Regions from separate parts of the Homo sapiens genome. Here region 2 is linked to region 1. The links are chromatin loops, found by intact Hi-C in ENCODE. Cell type or tissue: PC-9. All regions are shown on one strand. Links, peaks and the distances in the headings refer to the core of each region. The heading gives the core; the rest is flanking DNA. Region 1 has its middle 81 kb from the start of NAMPT-AS1. Region 2 has its middle 130 kb from the start of NAMPT-AS1.

What was found. A loop is a pair of places that touch in the nucleus more often than their neighbours do. Peaks named below come from ENCODE experiments on the same cell type or tissue, not always from the same donor. Only the 100,000 strongest peaks of a DNase experiment are listed, where the experiment ranks them.
Region 2: a loop joins it to region 1, with 10 times the contacts of the local background. A loop is called at or near these places in 4 of 110 quality-filtered maps.

The regions. Positions count from the first base shown.
Region 1 is chr7:106,361,274-106,371,502 of GRCh38, reverse strand. No RefSeq gene overlaps it. Among named protein-coding and RNA genes, the nearest start is that of NAMPT-AS1, 81 kb to the right of the region's middle. In PC-9, for the core only: no CTCF peak of the experiment used is centred there; a DNase peak (open chromatin) is centred at 6,032; H3K4me3 peaks cover 499 bases; H3K27ac peaks cover 4,602 bases.
Region 2 is chr7:106,412,513-106,422,741 of GRCh38, reverse strand. No RefSeq gene overlaps it. Among named protein-coding and RNA genes, the nearest start is that of NAMPT-AS1, 130 kb to the right of the region's middle. In PC-9, for the core only: no CTCF peak of the experiment used is centred there; DNase peaks (open chromatin) are centred at 3,981, 4,491 and 5,281; H3K4me3 peaks cover 2,089 bases; H3K27ac peaks cover 4,335 bases.

The DNA of each region.
Region 1 (10,229 bases), core at 1,462-9,461:
GACCCTGCCATATGCCAGGCACTATTCTAGGCACTAAGAATACAAAAATAAATAGGAAAGACATGGGGCTTATCTTTTTGTGGGGTGGGGGAGGGAAGACAATAAATAAGGTATTTCAGATAGTGATAAATGCAATGAAGAAAATAAAGTTGTGTACTAGGATACAGGGTCACTGGGGAATGTATGGATATGTGTGGAGCATGGGGAAGTGGGCAGGGATTACTTTAATGGGATGGTCAAGGAAGGCCTCTCTGAGGAGGTAGGGGGAATTGGTCAGAGATCTGAAAGATGGGATGGAGTCAGACAACGAAAAGGCCTGGGGAAGAACCTTCCAGGAAGAGGGAGAACAGAAGCAAATGTCTTGAGGTGGGCATACATGAGCACCTCTGAAGGAAGAAACAGGAGCCGCTGTGCCTAGAGCAAAAGGAGCAGCAGGGAGTTCTGAGACAGTGTTGGAATGGCAGCCTAGCAGTATCAAGGTCTCCCTAGTTGGTGTGAGAGCAGGTGTAACAAAGGACACTTTACACCTGGAGGCATGGTCCCCTTTTTTATGATGGTGGCAGTGCTGGCTTAGAAGTAGAATTCAGAATGGTTTTGTGGATTTTCAGAAGTTTTCAATCTTCTTGGCCACGATATGCTATAAGAATATATTTTATTCCACTACCCAGCACACACACACGCACATATGCGTGGCTGCTGCCCGGATCACTGCTATTGCTACCCTGGAAACCAGGAGTGCTTCTGCAGCCGCCTCCACCCGTGACAGTGATCATCTGCCGTGCCTGCTCCCTAGTGCTGTTCCCAGAAAGGTGCATCTGACTGGCTGAGCGTCAGTCATCTTCTATCTTATCACTCCCTTTGAACATATGTGCGTGTGTATGCTGGGTACTCTCACATGTGCGTGTGTGTGTGCTGGGTACTCTTATATGTAAGATGGTTTATTTCATGTGTCAACTTGGCTAGGCTACAGTACCGATATTTGGTCAAACATCAGTCTGGATGTTGCTGTAAAGGCATTTTTTAGATGAGATTAGCACTTAAATCAGTGGACTTTGAGTAAAGCAGATTACCCTCCATAATGTGAGTGGGCCTTATCCAATTAGTTGAAGGCTTTAAGAAAAAACAGACTGAGATCCCCCAAGTAAGAGAGAATTCTGCCTCCAGACTGTCATCAAACAGAAGCTGCAACACCAAGTCTTCCCTGAGTCTTCAGTCTGCCAACCTAAATATACACATAGGTTCTATTTCCATGGAGAACTCCAACAAATACAATATGCATATATCATATATCTACATATTTATCTGTATCTATACCTAAATCTATATGTACAACAAAAGCTTCACAAAACACAATACTTACTCTTATGGCATATAACATAATCGGGCATTCCCTATTCTCTTCTATTACAGAAAATAAATACTAATAACTTATTTCAGGCCGTGAGGCCTTCTCCTCCCTTTCCCCTGAGTTTCCAGTGCCTTCATGCTGTTTCAATTCTGGGAGTGATAATGAGTCATAAAGTGGGAACATAACTTAGAACTTTCTTATTTCATCCCTTATTTTACAAACAAAGAAACTGAGGAATAAGATAAAATGATTTGTCTTTTGTTCCTTTTATCCCAAAATGTTGCCACTTGATAACAGCCATGAGAAGACTATAGCATTAAAATTACATCCTCCCCCCCTTAAGTATTTGCTTTTAAAAAAGATGACTTTCAGAGAAAAACTGCTTGAGAAAATAAAAAATGCCTGCCTGAGGGTGGATTTCAGGCCCAGTTGCAACTGAGTGAGGGCCAAGCAGGGGAAGAGCTGGGGCAGCATCTTCTGAGCTCTCTCAGGTTGCACTAAACTGCCTGCCTGCATACAAAAACCACTTTTCTTGGTAATTCACGAGCTGGTGACTCATTGCCAGTTTTTGGTTCCTTCTGGATGCTTGTGCCTGGAGCCAAGGCAGCTGTCTTTTGTTTTCTTGTATTGTTCATCATTAGAAGCTGGAGGCATGTTCTGAAAGGATGAGTCCTTTAGCCAGGAAAGGAAAGGCTCTGTCCAAAAGGCAGACAAGAGGCTGACAGGTGGATGGTGCCACAGATCCCGCATCACTTCTCCACAAAGCCCTAACACTTGCCGAAAACAAGATTTTGGTTGGGTGAGTCCACCCAGCCCTTTATTTCCTGCCTGCTGATGCTGTCCACCGAGACCCCTGGAAACTCCGTGAGGAGATGTTGCGATGAGCACGGGTCGGTGAACAAGATGGCAGGTCGTGGGCAGTGTTGTACAGACTGATGTTCTGCCAAGAAACCTGATCTACAAGACTTTTTCACTCTTGAAGCCAACTTGGCACCTCAGTGAAATGTGGAAAGTAAACAGCTTTCATTTAAAAAAATTATTTTCTGTTTTGGTTCTCTAATTTGATTCACCTTTTGTAAATAGTAGAAATATTAAGGGAGCCTTTCTTTCTTTGAAGTCTCCAGAACTAGTTATTTCTGTGCATGTCTGTCTTACTTTCCATACCAGACTGTAAATCTAAAAGCTACCATGTCTTAAACACTTAGTATCCCCCATCAGACCTATCACACTGCCAGGCACGTAATGGAGAGTTAGTAAGTATCTGTGGATGAATGAACATAGATAGGACTGATTATGTCAACTGGCCCACAAAGAAGCAGCAACCTCAGGCAAGGAGAAGGTATTTAGAAAAACTGTAAGGCAGCATTTCCCCAATTCTGAGGAAGATGGTTTTCTGAAACACTCTTCCCCAAAAGAACTTCATGGTCAAATCCATTTAGGAAACAATGCAATCGATTGTCCCATAAAGTGTAATTAAATACATATTGATATAATAAAGGCACTGAAAAGAGCTGCTGTAAAGACACCTCTATTTCTCAAAGCTCCTTGAACATGGGCCCCTGCTGCTGTTGAACTCTAACCTTGTGTAGAACTCTATAGATAAACTCATGTTTTGCAGAACACACTGCAGGAAAGTGCTGCTTTCAAGTGCAGCATAAAAGGAGTCTGGGAGTCATCACTCTGGTACTCAGAACAACAAAAAGGCTGAACAGACTGAAACTCAACAAGTTTTCTTAGATCCAACAGAGAACTGAGGTCACAGGGCAAACCAATGCTCCCAAAATTAGGGAGAGGCAGACAGGTGAATACAGAAAGTCACAGTTTACCAGAGAAGAAACCTCTGTGGGAGCCAGGTACCAATACTAAACCATATTGATGTATTGCTGAAGGCTCAGTGTGGACAAGTTTGGGAGGTGAAAACTCCAGTAGGAGCCAATCTTAAGGGGGTGCCCCACAACTCTGCGAGTGCTACCTCCAGGAATGCCACCAGATTATCAGTGAAGATCTGAGCAAAACTCCCTGTACATCAGGAGAAAGTCACCATTTTGAAATATGCCAGAGCATTCTGTTCTTCTAATGGGGTCTCCCTCAAGGGAAGCTACTTTCCAGAACCTAACCAGCTGGGGTTCTGGTAGAGCCTAACTGACCTAGGGGAATGGAAATACGCAACTCCAGCACCCTGTAGCTATCCTGTCTAACCTAACGGGGAAAAACAGAAGCACCTGGGAAGGCCACAGCCCTGACTCACAGTGTCACTAGCAGACTGAGACCTAGTCACGGGACTACAGACTGCTTCCCCTCCACATCATCAGGGCTCCTGTACAAAGACAGGGAAATACAATGGAAACTTGTGGAGAGGCCCAACATGAATGGTTATGACTAAAGAGGGCTAGTAGAAAGAAAGCACCAGTAATGCTGAGAGAGATGCTATTTCCTCCACCTACCATAATTTCCTCTGCCCTCTACTTCCTGTGTTTGCTCCCCTCATCCACCATGCCTCCCACCTACCCCAATCCTATCCATTCTCCAAGTTTCTCCTCTTGCATGAGGCGTCCTGAGGACTCTGGCACACATACAAGTTAACACTTATATCCCCAGATTCAAACATTAGCTGTTTTTTTTTCCTGATGGTTTTATATTACCTCTTTAGAGTATCAGTTTCTTGAGAACAGGGATGTATGAATTACTTGGTGAACTTCACCTCCTGGTGTGTAGCATCACTTGTTGGAGCAAAAGAGCCCCAGAAGCCAGCAGAGCTCAGGCAAGTGTTGCATGGGAGAAGCAAAGATAAATCAAATCTAGATCCTGCCCTCCAGGAGTTTACCCGTTGATAGACTGAGCAGGAAGAGAATGGCTGCTGGTTAGCCCATGAGTTGGCTCTTTTTGCACAAAAGGAAAGACTGTGTAAATACAGGAACTATCCCTGAAGAGGGCAGTAGACTCTCTGTGGAGCTTCTCTGGACTAGATCCTTCAGTGCAAAGCCTGGGTGGGCTGGGCACTGCTCTCAACAGCATGCGTCTAAGACCTGCTCACAAATTGCAGGTAATTTTACGCCTGAACTGCTGTGATTTATTGCACTGAAGCAAGAGGGGAAAAAAAAACCAAAAATGTATAAAACATGACACTTTGACCCTTAAAGGTAGTGTGATTTCATCTCCAAACTACCTACCATTTGGCAAGGGGTTGGGTTAAGTTTCTAAGGAAGGATTGGGTCTAATCTGAATTACCTAAACCAGAAGATGCTTTCAGTCTAGACTTATTTCTTTCCTTTAGGGAAAAACATCATGGTGTAATGAAAAGAGTTAAAGAGTTGGTGCTTTGAGGTAGCAGGCCTGTCCCCAGTCCACCTCTCCCTTCCTAGCCAAAGTTACCTTTCTGAACCCAGGTTTCTTCATCCCTGCAATGGACAATAATGACTAACTTGCAGATTTGTTGTGAAAGTTAGAGATAATGTGTTCAAAATGCCAAGGATAATATTGGATATGAGTTCTCATTATTGAGATAGAAATCCACCTGTTCAGTAACGCTCCTTCCACTAAAACTGCAAAAGCAAACTCTTGTAAAATGGAGTTATTTGCCTTCTTGATATGTCTTAAATTCTGTCTCTTTCAATGCGATGTCAAAAATAACATCCTGATTAATTTTCCCAACATAAAAACACTCATCATTTTAGATCATATATCAGAAGTGATCCGTCCGGACTAAGAGCCAGTTTCATTTGAATAAGAAGACTCAGGAAAGTAGAGAGATCATGTATATATTTCACCCAGGCTGGTGCAATCATGGCTTATTGCAGCCTCAACCTCCCAAGGCTCAGGTGATCTTCCCACTTCTCCCAAGTAGCTAGAACTACAGGTGCATGCCACCACAGCTAATTTTTTTTTTTTTTTCAGAGGTAGGGTTTCACTATGTTGCCCAGGCTGGTTTTGAACTCCTGGGCTCAAGTGATCCACCTGCCTTGGCCTCCCAAATTGTTGGGATTACAGGCATGAGCCACTGTACCTGGAGAGAGATCATATATTTTATAGAACTGATTAGCTCTTTTCACCCAGACCTCACATGTAATATGAGTGCCCTATGATTATCCTAGCAGTTCAGAATGAAAAATGAGTGAAATGTTTGTGTGGAAAGGTTTGGGTAAATTTTTAGTTTGTTTTTGCCTTAGTCTGGCATAGAAGGATATTTCTTTTCCAGCTGGAAAACTTATCTGTATCTTTCTTGGCCCTTGGTTCTTCCTTCCTTCAGGAAATTTAGACCTGCCCTGTTATGCAAGTTGTTTATTGTGGGTGAAAGCTCTACATGCAGCTTCTCTTAGTTCTGGGCATTGGGAAAGTCCTTAGGGAGAAGCTCCAACCCTTATGACCTGATAGAGAGCTGAAGACAGTTCAGAAAATTCCAGGAGATTAGTGAGTTCTGCAGTTCCACAGGATCGAGATAGGTCTAGACCCAGAACTTCCCCAAGTACACTCTGATGGAGTTGGAACCAGGGGTCTCTAAGCATTTCCTCTCCTTTGTATCCGACATATTCCAGGGCCTCTAAGCCATGGTAAAGTTGGCCTCCCACTTCCTTGACCTGAACATTGCCCCATGCCCCAAGCTTGGGTCACACCCAGCTGTCCAAATATCTCAGTGTTTTTTTCTGGGGGTGGAGGGGCTGACAAGGAGTCAAGCCCTGGGTGAGATGGCAAAGCTTTTATTATGTAAGAAACCTGTTTGACTTGCTCATGCTATGGTGGAGGTTTCATAATGTTGTGTCATTCCCTTAGTAGACGTGGCTTGTGACTTGGCAGTTTCTGAAAGTGAAATTGGAATATGCAGAAGACATGGTCTCAGGTCTGCAGAAATCATGCTTTTGATATCTGATTGACTTGCCCTGGAACACTGTCTTCAACTTAGGAGTGCGCCATCTCACCTGATGTGAGAGGCTGTAAATAATTGAACTCAGGCTGGTTTACATTTCTTTTTTTTTTACAATTTAAAATTTTAATTATTACCAAACAAAAATATCCACTCAAAATACAATTCAACAATGCAACAGTCATCTTACAGCAGAGAAATGCAGAGAAAAGCAAAACTGTAAGCGACTATGAATAAAGGGTAAATGTAGTCTCAAATCCTCAAAGAGCTGTGTTTATTTCATTGACGAAAAGATTATTCGTATTCAATTCTGATTTGCTTTAAGGATTAAGATGCTCATTTTACAGTTAGCACACGTGTATATTGTCACCTGTTCCCCTTACAGAAATGTTCTTCCAAATGGTTAATGTTTCCCTTTGGTACCAGTTTTGCCGGTTCACATAAAGTATTTCATTTTCAAAACTCAGCATAAAATATAGACTGAGTCTGAAAAGATAATAAATAAACAAAGCAGAATACACAAGTTCCACATTTCAAAAGCCTCGATAACAAAAAAGAAAGATCAAATCCCTTATTAGTCTCTGTAAAGTCACTTACAAAGCTGCTGCTGATCCTGTTAAACATGATATAACTGACCTTCTTTATTAATTTTTTATTATACTTTAAGTTCTGGGGTACATGTGCAGAACATACAGTTTTGTTACATAGGTATACATGTGCCATGGTGGTTTGCTGCACTCAACAACCCGTCACCTACATTAGGTATTTCTCCTAATGCTATCCTTCCTCTAGCCCCTCACCCCCTGACAGGCCCCCGGTGTGTGATGGTCCCCTCCCTGTGTCCACGTGTTCTCATTATTCAACTCCCACTTATGAGTGAGAACGTGCAATGTTTGGTTTTCTGTTCGTGTGTTAGTTTGCTGAGAACGATGGTTTCCAGCTTCATCCATGTCCCTGCAAAGGACATGAACTCATCCTCCCTTATGGCTGCATAGTATTCCATGGTATATATGTGCCACATTTTCTTTATCCAGTCTATCACTGATGGACATTTGGGTTGGTTCCAAGTCTTTGCTATTGTGAATAGTGCCACAATAAACATACGTGTTCATGTGTTTTTATAGTAGAATGATTTATAACCCTTTGGGAAATGGGATTGCTGGGTCAAATGGTATTTCTAGTTCTAGATCCTTGAGGAATCACCACACTGTCTTCCACAATGGTTGAACTAATTTATGCTCCCACCAACAGAGTAAAGCATTCCTAATTCTCCACATCCTCTCCAGCATCTGTTGTTTCCCGACTTTTTAATGATCGCCATTGTAAGTGGCGTGAGATGGTATCTCATTGTGGTTTTGATTTGCATTTCTCTAATGACCAGTGATGATGAGCTTTTTTTCATATGTTTCTTGGCTGCATAAATGTCTTCTTTTGAGAAGTGTCTGTTCATATCCTTTGCTCACTTTTTCATGGGGTTGTTTGTTTTTTTTCTTGTAAATTTCTTTAAGTTCTTTATAGATTCTGGATATTAGCCCTTTGTCAGATGGATAGATTGCAAAACATTTCTCCCATTTTGTAGGTTGCCTGTTCACTCTGATGATAGTTTCTTTTTCTGTGCAGAAGCTCTTTAGTTTAATTAAATCCCATTTTGGCTTTTGTTGCCATTGCTATTGGTGTTTTAGACATGAAGTCTTTGCCCATGCCAATGTCCTGAATGGTATTGCCTAGGTTTTGTTCTAGGGTTTTTATGGTTTTAGGTCTTAGGTTTAAGTCTTTAATCTATCTTGAGTTAATTTTCGTGTAATGTGTAAGGAAGGGCTCCAGTTTCAGTTTTCTGCATATGGCTGGCCAGTTTTCCCAACACCATTTATTGAATAGGGAATCCTTTCCCCATTGCTTGTATGTGTCAGCTTTGTCAAAGATAAGATGGTTGTAGATGTGCGGTGGTATTATTTCTGAGGGCTCTGTTCTGTTCCATTGGTCTATATCTCTGTTTTGGTACCAGTATCATGCTGTTTTGGTTACTGTAGCCTTGCAGTATAGTTTGAAGTCAGGTAGCGTGATGCCTCCAGCTTTGTTCTTTTGGCATAGGATTGTCTTGGCAATGCGGGCTCTTTTTTGGTTCCATATGAACTTTAAAGTAGTTTTTTCCAGTTCCGTGAAGAAAGTCATTGGTAGCTTGATGGGGATGGCATTGAATCTATAAATTACCTTTTCATGATATTGATTCTTCCTATCCATGAGCATGGAATGTTCTTCCATTTGCTTGTGTCCTCTTTTATTTCGTTGAGCAGTGGTTTGTAGTTCTCCTTGAAGAGGTCCTTCACATCCCTTGTAAGTTGTTTTCCTAGGTATCTTATTCTCTCAGTAGCAATTGTGAATGGGAATTCACTCATGATTTGGCTCTCTGTCTGTTATTGGTGTATAGGAATGCTTGTGATTTTTGCACATTGATTTTGTATCCTGAGACTTTGCTGAAGTTGCTTATCACCTTAAGGAGATTTTGGGCTGAGACGATGGGGTTTTCTAAATATAAAATCAAGTCATCTGCAAACAGAGACAATTTGACTTCCTCTTTTCCAAATTGAATAACCTTTATTTCTTTCACTTGCCTAACTGCACTGGCCAGAACTTACAATACTATGTTGAATAGGAGTGGTGAGAGAGGGCATCCTTGCTTTGTGCCAGTTTTCAAAGGGCATGCTTCCAGTTTTTGCCCAGTCAGTATAATATTGGCTGTGGGTTTGTCCTAAATAGCTCTTATTATTTTGAGATACATTCCATCGATACCCAGTTTATGGAGAGTTTTTAGCATGAAAGCCTGTTGAATTTTGTTGAATGCCTTTTCTGCATCTATTGAGATAATCACGTGGTTTTTGTCATTGGTTCAGTTTATGTGATTGATTACATTTATTGATTTGTGTATGTTGAACCAGCCTTGCATCCAAAGATGAAGCTGATTTGATCATGGTGGATAAGCTTTTTGATGTGCTGCTGGATTCAGTTTGCCAGTATTTTATTGAGGATTTTTGCATTGATATTCATCAGGGATTGGCCAGAAATTTTCTTTATTTGTTGTGTCTCTGCCAGGTTTTGGTGTCAGGATGATGCTGGCCTCATAAAATGAGTTAGGGAGGATTCCCTCTTTTTCTATTGTTTGGAATAGTTTCAGAAGGAATGGTACCAGCTCCTCCTTGTACCTCTGGTAGAATTCGGCTGTGAATCCATCTGGTCCCGGGCTTTTTTTGGTGGGTAGGCTATTAATTACTGCCTCAATTTCAGGACTTGTTATTGGTCTATTCAGGGATTCAACTTCTTCCTAGTTTAGAATTAGGAGGGTGTATGTGTCCAGGAATTTATCCATTTCTTCTAGATTTTGTAGTTCATTTGTGTAGAGGTGTTTATAGTATTCTCTGATGGTAGTTTGTATTTCAGTGGGATCAGTAGTGATATTTCCTATAACAATTTTGATTGCCTCTATTTGATTCTTCTCTCTTTTCTTCTTTATTAGTCTGGCTAGTGGTCTATTTTGTTGATCTTTCCTAAAAACCGGCTCCTGGATTCATTGATTTTTTGAAGGGTTTTTCGCATCTCTATCTCCTTCAGTTCTGCTCTGATTTTAGTTTTTTCTTATCTTCTGCTAACTTTTGAATTTGTTTGCTCTTGCTTCTGTAGTTCTTTTAACTGTGATGTTAGGGTGTCAATTTTAGACCTTTCCTGCTTCTCCTGTGGGCATTTAGTGCTATAAATTTCCCTCTACACACTGCTTTAAATGTGTCTCAGAGATTCTGGTATATTTTGTCTTTGTTCTCCCTGGTTTTAAAGAACATCATTATTTCCGCCTTCATTTTGTCATTTACCCAGTAGTCACTCAGGAACAGGTTGTTCACTTTCCATGTAGTTGTGCAGTTTTCAGTGATTTTCTTAATCCTGAGTTCTTTTTCTCTGTGGTCTGTTTGTTATGATTTCCATTCTTTTGCATTTGCTGAGGAGTGTTTTTTAATTCCAATTATGTGGTCAATT
Region 2 (10,229 bases), core at 826-8,825, 52 kb before region 1:
TTGATGAATATTGGGCATCTGATGGCTAAAGGTGATTGGAGGACAAGAAGAAGAAGAAGAGGACATGGTCTCTGAACAGGGAGCACACAGCCTGATGATGAATCGGGGCAAGTTTCACAGAACAGTAGTTCTTTCTGCTTCATCCCTTTAGTTGTTTTGTAAGTCCAAAGTAAAAGGGTTCCATCCGACTGTACTGAGAGAGGGACTGGCACTAGATGGATTCTATTGACAACTGCAGCCAGAATTCAGACATCCAGAGTGGACACAGCACATCACAGCCCATGCCTGTGTGAGAGAGCCACCCCCCCCAACACCTACCCATGCCCACATTCACACCCACCCACAGGCACAAATAAAGTGCTAACCTCCTCCAGTGGGGACAGTACTGGGAAAATGCCAGCTGACCTGTGGTCTCCTTTGGCTCCTTAGAAATTCAAAACTGCTGTAATTAAACATTTCCAAGAATTTGTAATACCCTCAGAGTATTAGAGAAAGCACTAGAAGTTTCCTGAGGTAACAAAGCAGAGAATAGTGAGGGGAAGAAGACAAAACAGAGCATTGTAGGCAAGACAGTAGCACCGATTTGAGGGAAGAAATTGGCTTATGCCTTTGCGAGACTACTGGGAAGAGGCCTACGAGGGAATAGAGAAGAAAAAACATTTGTTAAGTACCACATATGTGCCTGATTCTGTGCTTTCATATATACCTGCTTTCATTCTCAAATAACTCTAGGTAGGTATTTTGGTTCTATTTTACAGGTAAGGAAACAGGCTTGGACAGGGCAGGTAATTCATCCAAAGTGACCCAGACAGTAAAAGAGAACCTGGACTTGAAACCCAGGTCTTTGAAGGCACAAACGTCCATGCCATCCCTATTGCATCCGTATGCATGTGTATCAGTATGTATCTTAACAAATGCGGCATTTAATAAGTTCCAGGTTCTGTTCTAAGTGCTTTACAAATATTAACTCATTTAATACCCACAACCACCCTAGGAAGTAAGTGCTAGTATTATTTTCAGTTAGCATAAGAGGAAATTGAATAACAAAGAGATTGTGTCATCTGCCCAGATCACATGTCTGCTGGCAAGCTGGCTGCTTGGCTGAGGGCTCATTCTTCCCGCTTTTACTCTGTGGGGCCTCTATGTGAGTGGAAGTGCTTATTTCTTGGGTTAGAGCCAATCCATCTCTCCAGCTTACAGTAAACTAAAAAGGGGAAAGCAGTAACTTGGAGGCTAGAAGATGCCAGAGGAAACATGTCCACCCAAGATCAGAGCACTCATTCTTGATAAGTAGCTCAGACTCAGCCATCCTTGAAACAGCCTTGGCTGCCTGGCAATGCATCAACACTTCAAGGCTATCTGACATGGCAAGAAATAATAACTCTCGACACCAAGATGACTGGTCAGCCCCAGGGCCTGAGGACTATGTCTGAAGGATCATCCCGGGCCCCTGGAGGCTGGAGGCACGAGGCGGATAAGCACTGGGCTGATGGCCAGGCCTTCCACTCACTGCCCCACACTCTCTCCTCAGGGAGAGTGCTTAGCAGCCTGGGCCACCGCTTATGTCTGAGAAATGCTGAGGCCTGGTCCAGGGCAGGGGCTTCCCCGTGGCTTCCCAAGGGAGACAAACAGAACCAGGGATTTATAATAAAAACCCAGGGGTTCAGAACATGTGGGCCAGAGATGTTCCATGTGAGCTGGGTCCTCAGCCCCGGGAGGAATGGCTGCTCCGCTCCAAGTGTGTGCTGAGATGAGAAACCACATGGAGCTGAAGAAAGAGCCTGAAGAAGCCCCATTACCCCAATTAGCCACATCCTCAGTGTTCCTCTTTTCCCGTGCTGCTTCTGTCTCACAGACATGCTGAGCTTGGGCACACATTATCTCCTTTGCTGACAGGCATTATTATCCCCATCGTATAGGTGAAGGAGTTGTGGCCAGGGGATGTTGAGTGATATGGTTTGGCTGTGTCCCTACCCAAATCTCATCTTGAATTGTAATCCAAATTGTAATCCCCAGGTGTTGAGGGAGGAGCCAGGTGGGAGGTGATTGGATCACGGGGGCAGTTTCCCTCATGCTGTTCTCGTGATATTGAGGGAGTTCTCATGAGATCTGATGCCTTTAAAAGTGGCAGTTTTTCCTGAGCTTTCATTCTCTGTCCTGCCACCTTGTGAGGAAGGTGAGTGCTTCCCCTTCCACCGTGATTGTAAGTTTCCTGAGGCCTCTCCAGCCATACAGAACTGTAAGTCAATTAAACCACTAGATGAATCCCATTGACAACTGCAGCCAGAATTCAGATGTCCAGAGGGGACAGAGCACATCACAGCCCACGCCTGTGTGAGAGGCCACCCCCTCAACACCTATCCATGCCCACACTCACACCCACCCACAGGCACAAATAAAGTGCTAACCTCCTCCAGTGGGGACAGTACTGGGAAAATGCCAGCTGACCTGTGGTCTCCTTTGGCTCCTTAGAACTTCAAAACTGCTGTAATTAAACATTTCCAAGAATTTCTAAGATCCTCAGAGTATTAGAAAAAGCACTAGAAGTTTTCTGAGGTAACAGAACAGAGAATGGAGAGGTGGGGAGGGCCACAGCATGCAGGATTTGATCAGTTTTGTCTTTTTCATAGAGCAAATAAGAGCTGTTAAGGGATTTTAAGCATAGGCAGGGCAAAGTCAGACTTGCCTTTTAAAGAGGACACTCTAGCTGTTAAGTGGAGAATGAATTACATACAGGGAAATGAGTTTTGAGGCTAATGCTGTGGTCCAGGTGAGAGGACATGGTGACTCAGGTGGTGGTGATGGAATGAAGTGGGTGGATTCTAGAGATGTTTAAAAGGCAAGCATCTGTTTCCATTTAACGGGGTCTTGACAAATAAGTGCATCTCCTTTTCAACTTTTCGAGGAGACGTGGTGAAAAGTCACACTGCCAAGACAAAGGAAGAAGCCCCATGGCCTGCATTTGACCAAAGAACAAATTTTGGTCTTTGATTCTTGGGGAAACTCCCTAAGAAATATCGGAAAAGGCTTTGTGCTTTTGCAGACTTTTCAGAAATATCATCCAGGCAGTGAGCAATTGAAGACTATTGCACAACCTGAAACCCTTGGAATTAGACTGGAAGCTCTGAGAGCCTCAATGGCTTCCCGGCCTCTTTTGTGTCCGGCATCCTTATAGGAGAGCACTGGGGGCCTCGATCACAGAAGCCGTATGCCTCACGAAGGACAATACCAACCCCTGCCCCCTGAGTCAGGTCTGTGCTTTAATCCCTTCTATTCCCAGCATTTAACATAATCTATGTGAAAATTAACTGGCAGCAATCATAGATTTCTGAGGAAAGAGTGAGAAATTTAAATGCAGAGCTTAGTTGAGGGTATAGCAAGTGGAAAACCCAAAAACCAACTGGTGCCAGGTGTTGAAGTGCATATACACAGAGCCCTTCTTGGAAGGTAAGAGGGTTGCAGAGTTGTCATGCCAGACCCCTATTGACCCCAATAGGGATGGCATCCCCAATAGGATGTTTGAGAGGCTGAAGAAGAGACCCAGAGCCTGCAAATGAGACACAGAGCTTATTGAGGGGACTTACATACAGGACACTGTCCTGGTGGCAGTGGTCTGGACAGAAGAACCACTAACTTCTTGTAAAAAGCATGCAGTTTATATAGTATTTTTAGTTAGCACCCTCCCCCTGGTAACCTCCACCTGGCAACCTTCATTTAACCCAAAACAAAGGGTCTTGATCCCCTGTATGGTCTGCATTCCATGGGCTGGCCTGTAGGTTTAGATGTTTCTCATAGAATGAATCTTTGGACTGGCCATTTCTGGATTTCTTCACTTGGAAATCCAAACACACATTCTTTTTAGACCATAGGGTCATTCTCAGGGTATGCTTAAGTTATTACTCTCGGTGCATCTGTCACACAAGAGTAACTGAACAAAGGAAGCCCTAATTATGTAGAGATTTCTCCTTGAGGAGCTGGAAGAACCCAGTTGGAGAAGTGCGTGTGACCACAGGCATTTTGTGGCTGAAGGCTGTGGGGTTAGAAGAGAGTGATTCCCTAGATTTCTAAACAGAAGAGTCAGGCTCTAGGACAGGTGCTTAGTTCTCTTTGTTCTATTTGATTAAATGAATATGAATAAACAAATTAGGCCAGTAGACTTCCATTGGAGGCTTGGTTCAACCACATGCACTCCTGCCTCAAAAACATTACTTTCCCTTTTCACTCGTCTGGAATTCTTCTCCCACAGATCTTCACATGGCTCAATTCCTGAAAAGTTCACCAGGAACTCTCCACCTCATCACCTTCATTTTCCCTGAACCATTTATCATTATTCGAAATATTTATTTTTAATTTACTTATCATTGATCTTATGTTCCTGAGAGCACAGACTGTTCTGTTTGTGTGAAGCAATGTTGCAGAGCCTGTCAGTGTCTGACCTAGCAGTTTTGTTAAATGAATGGCATAAGTGAATAAACCAGGAAACTGAAGTTTTGTAACTATGATGCAAGTGTTACCACTTGGAACACAGGAAATTCAGCAAACAGTTTATTCATTGTTTGTGGTGTGAACTAACTAGTTACACTGCTTTTTGGGGTCACTTAATTATCTTAGAATTTCTCAGGGACTGAAGCATGTCTATATATTTATAAAACAAATGTAAGACATGATATATTAATGAATTAATGTGTGCACATAAGTTCACTGGAAAATAAGCCATATCAGAATAGTTTCTTAGTAATATGTTTACAAAAAACAGCTTAATATGAATGTTCAACCAAAAGTGTGAAATAAATCAACGAATTTGTTACTTCATTTTTAGAAATATAAATTTCTGCTTCTCCCTGGTTTTTCTAAGTTTCCAAATAACCACTTGGTTTGCAGCAACCTGAATAATTTAAATGGGGCCTTTTTGAGTACACATCATTGTGAGATGTCAGTCACAGCTGAGATTCAGATACAGCCTCCAAGAAAACAAACAAAAAACACATACATATACCCGGAGGAGTATTCCAATAAGTCACAACCGGGGGATAAGCCAAACAATGAGTGTCACAAAGAGATTAGGATCCAAGATATCCTAGGTCCTTTTTCCTTCTCTATTCATGAGCCTGTTATACAGACACAGCCCCAGAGATAGACACTCCAGAGACTTCAAGCTGTAGGTTATCAGGGCCAATGTGAGCTTAACCTCATCTCAACTGTCCTCAGCAGAAGCCCAAGGGCATGTGGTGTTTATTAAATGCTGTTTGATCAAGACGCTGAAGGGACGGGCAGGTGCTTTGTGTTGGCCAGGCTGTGATTCATCCAAATTCGACTCATCAGGAAGAGCTTGACAAATCTGATAGCAACATCCCATCCCCCACCCTTTGCAACTGTCCCAAAGTCTTTAAGTTATTTTGCACAAAGCAAGACCCAGTGAGGGGATCACGTTTGAAAAACAGAGTTGCACTGGGTAGGTCTGTGAGTTTGCTGCTTTTTTGATTGAGTGCCTTCCCCAACGCACTTCTAATGTTAGAGGATAGAGCGCTGGACTAACAGAACAGTAAGGAAACTGCAAAATCTGATTCAAACCTTGCCCAAATCCTTGGCTGACTGCTAAACTACACAAGTTGAGGGGTGACCCTGGGAAGCAGGCTAAAAATAAATGGCTTAAAGCTGAAAGAACTGAACAGAGATACCAGCTGTTGTACAGTATAAGGTGAGATAGTTTGAGTCCAAGCAACTCCAGGCAGCAAATACAACAATAAAAAAATTGGTCCTCAGAAGAACATAACAGTATAGAGTTGCTACAAAGTATCATCAAATTTTTCAGTTTTCATCCAAAACTCTTTAGGCCTGCCAATAACAGGAGGGTTTGACCCATACTCAGGAAAAAAGTAATACATAGAAACTCAGAGTGGACTCAGATATTGGATTTACTAGACAAAATTTCAAAGTAGCTATCATAAATATGTGCAGAGAATTAAAAGCATAATCTTAATGAGTGAACAGATAGGGAATCTCAACATAGAAATGGAAACTACATAAAAGGGGAAATCTAAAGTTGAAAAATGTAATAACTGTAATGAAAAATTTACTAGATAAGCTCATTAGCACAGTAACTGGAAAAAGAATTGGTGATCTTTGAGATAGAGCAATAAAAATTATCCAATCTAAATGACATAGTAAAAAGAATGAAGAAGAATAATAGAGACTTGGAGACTTACAGAATAATATCACATAGTCCAACATAGATGAAATTGGGATCTTAGATCAAGAAAAGGAAGAAAAAAATATTTAAAGAAATAGAGAAAACTCCCCAAATTTGGTGGAAAACATCAACTTTCAGATCCAAGAATGTTAGCAAAACCCAACCAGGATAAATATAAAGCCCACACCTAAGTCAAGTTTCGGAAAGCCAAAGATAGAGATAATCTTGGGGGGAAAAAATCCCATCCAACCCTTATATATACAGAGAAACAATATAATTAAAACCTGACATATCAGAAGTAGTAGAAGCCAGAAGTCACTGGAAAACATATTTAAAGTGCTGGGGGGAAAAAAGTGTCAACCCAGAATTTTATATTCAAAGAAGCTATGCTTTACAAATAAAGACAAAATTAGAAAAATATTTTGAACAAAATTAAAATACAACCTACCAAGGTTAGTAAAATGCAGTAAAAGCAGTGCTTAGAGGGAAATTCATAGCATTAAATGCTATTATAAAAGAGATCTAAAACCAATAATCTATATATCTACCTTAACATAAAAAAAGTCTAAGGCAGAAGAAAAGAAATAATAAAAATTAGAGCAGAAATCAATGAAACTAAAAACTAATTATAGAAAAAATCAGATTGACTGTATAGAAAGAGCAATAAAATTGATAAATATCTAAGTGAGATAACCAAAGACACTAATTACCAGTATCACAAATAAAATACATGAAGCTAAAATTAACACATCTAAAGAAAGAGATACAAAAATCCAAAAGCAGGAGTTGGAAGCTGCAGTTTTTTCCAAATTACAATTTCCTGAATGAGTCACATAAGGACAGCTAGCTCCTTATCTAAGAATACTTACTGGACACACCATCTCACAAGCCCAGTCCAAAACTGCAAGAACCCAACCACAAATCCAAGTGTATAAGTCCTATCTAATAGCTACTGACACTTGCCAATCAGAACCCACCAGCCCTTATAACATGCTGCCAGTGCCAATAAGCTTTCTTTCAAAACAGCTTGCATAACCTCCTCTTTCTCTGGTAAACTCTGACCTTTCCTCTGTTCTCTAGACATAACATCTGATCTGTATGTATGTCCTGGACTGCAATCCTACTTTTTGTATATTTCCAAAAAACTCTTTTTAGAGATTCATTTCTCTATATTTTTTATGTTGACAAAACCAGTAACAGTAAGATATCTACAAAAACCCCACATATTTGGAAATGAAACAACACTCTCATAAATAACTCATGAATCAGACAAAACTCACAATGAAAATTAGAAAAATTCTTGAATAATAAAAACGTATATAAAAATCTATGGTCTGTAGCTAAAGCAGTGATTTGGGGGAAATTTATAGCTCTAACTACATATATTAGGGAAGAAGTTATCAAAATGAATAAGCTTCCATCTTGAGAAGCTAAAAAGGAGAGCAAATTAAACCCAAAGTACAGTGAATGATAAAGATAAGAATGAAAATCAATACAACAGAAAAAAAAAACTATAGAAGAAAAAACAAACTAAAAGCTGGGTTTTTTTTAAAGATAGACACAATTTATAAACATCTTCCTAGACTTAATGAGAAAAAAAATGAGGGAAGATATAAATTACCAACATTAGGAATAAAAGAGGGAACATCTTTATAATTTCTATAGATATTAAAAGGAGGATGGGAGGTAATATAAAAATTGTATGCCAAAAAAGTCAACAAGTTTAATACAATAAAGCCTGGGAAAGAAATTTCCAAAACAGATTCAAGAAGAGACACAAAACCTGAACAGCCTTAAGGTCTAGAGCAGGGCTGGCAAACTTTGTAAAAGGCCAAATAAATATTTTAAGCTTTGCAACTAATGTAATCTATCAACTCTGCTATTACAGCATGAAAACAACCGTAGACAATACATGCAGAAATTGACATGACTGTATTCTAGTAACACTTTATTTACAAAAACAAGTGCAATTTGGATTTAGTCCATGGGCCATATTTTGCCAGCTTCTGGTCTAAAATAACCAATAGTTTTTCCTCAAACTGTTAACAGCTGATAGATAAGCCACTGTGCCAGACAGACCCCCAGGTGAACTTCAAGCCCTGTTACTAAGTATGGGGTGAGAAAATAATCTTTCCTATCACCTACTTAAGTGAATGAAGGCTTTTAAAATCTACCCTGCTAGAAGCATGTGAGTTTGGGCTGTGTTGGCCATTTACTGTTTGAATTGAAAGTGATTCTCTTGATCTCTGGCAAAATTCCTGCTCTCTCTGTTAGGCTGGAAATTTCTCTTTGCTTTACAAAACAAATAATTCTTTAGTTTATCTCTTATATTAATTTGTATTTTCATATGTTGGCTTTGTCCAATGTGGTATCCCCCTTTATTAGTAGTTAATCATCTTAATCTTGGAAAAAAAACATATAAAAATACTAGCTTTGTAATTAGCAACCAAGAGGTGGGAGCAAAGTTACATAAAGGCTAGTAAACATTTAAAATATGTTGTGTAACCAGAAAACAAAGAAATGTATGTCAAACAATCTGGTTTTTTCTATAAAACTGGTAAATATTTTTTAAAAATTATAATCACTGTGTTAAGGAAGACAGGCATGTACCTCTCCTTTTGGTGGGATGGAAAGTAGTACAATCTTTTCTGGAAATTATTTCACTGTATTTGTTAAGAACCTTGTCTAGGGTAGGTAACAAAATGATCCTAAAATGGATAATGTAGAGTTTATTTCTTGCACACATAATAAATACTAGATGGGAGACCAGCTGCTGCTGGCTCTGTCATCTTCAGTATGTGACTTCCAATTTTGCACAAGGCATATTTCCATTCTGACCAGCTGGAAAGGATAGGAACACGGGAGGCTTTCTAGGGCCAGTCTAGGAAGCAGCACACATCACTTCTGCTCAAATCCCATTAGCCAAAATTCAGTAACTGACCATGCCAGATTGTAAGGGAGACAGGGAACAGCGTGTAACTGTGTGCCCAGAAGGAAGAATGTCAGTTTTGATGAGTGGCTAGCCATTTCAGCTGTAAGCTCTTAAAATATATGCATTTTAACTCAGTAATCTAGGGATTTGTTTTAAGGAAATATTCAGTTCAGTCTGTGGCAGACCTAGTAGTTGCACCCCAAAATTCATTTTCCCTTCTTCCTTAGCAACGGAAAGTTACATTTTTGGTAGTGCATGGCCATTCAGGGGAAAAAAAAATCTTTCTCAGCACTTCTTACAATTAGGCATGGCATACGGCTAAGTTCTGGCTAGCAAAATTCATGTGACAGCTTCCAAGAGCTTTTCCATGTGTTATGTGTACTTTCCTTTTATTTTAGACTCTTCCTCCATCCTTCTGTCAAGGATATGGATTTGAAAGCTGGAGCTGTAGGTATCATTTTGGACCATGAGGATGAAGGTCACAGCCTAGAGCTGGGAGAGTAATGAGCTGTACGAAGTCACGGTCTCTGTAGAAATCAAAGAGCAGAGGCCCCATGCTAGCCCTGGAATGCTCACTCAAACTTGTAGGTAAGAGAAAAATAAGTTTCCTTCATGCTCAAGCCAGTTCTCTTAGGTCTCTGCTAAATCTAATCCTAATTCATATAGGCCAGATATTTTCCTTCCATGGCTTTAATCTTTTTTCTTCTTTCCTATATGTAGTATAATAATTTGTTAAAATATACTCATGGACAAATATTTTTATATAATGAAATGGGAGATTGGAAATGGGAGCTGTCTTCTAAAAGTTGCAAGCAATGTCTCTCTTTAAAGAGCATGATTTCAATTCACTTTTGTGAAAGATGACTACCTTGTTTTACAAAAAAAAAAAAAAAAAAAAAAAGATCACCCTTGGCCAGGCACAGTGGCTCACACCTGTAATCTCAGCATTTTGGGAGACCTAGATGGGCAGATCAGGAGTTCGATACCAGCCTGGCCAACATGGTGAAACCCCGTCTCTACTAAAAATACAAAAATTAGCCAGGTGTGGTGGCACACACCTGTAGTCCCAGCTACTCCAGAGGCTGAAGCAGGAGAATCGCTTGAACA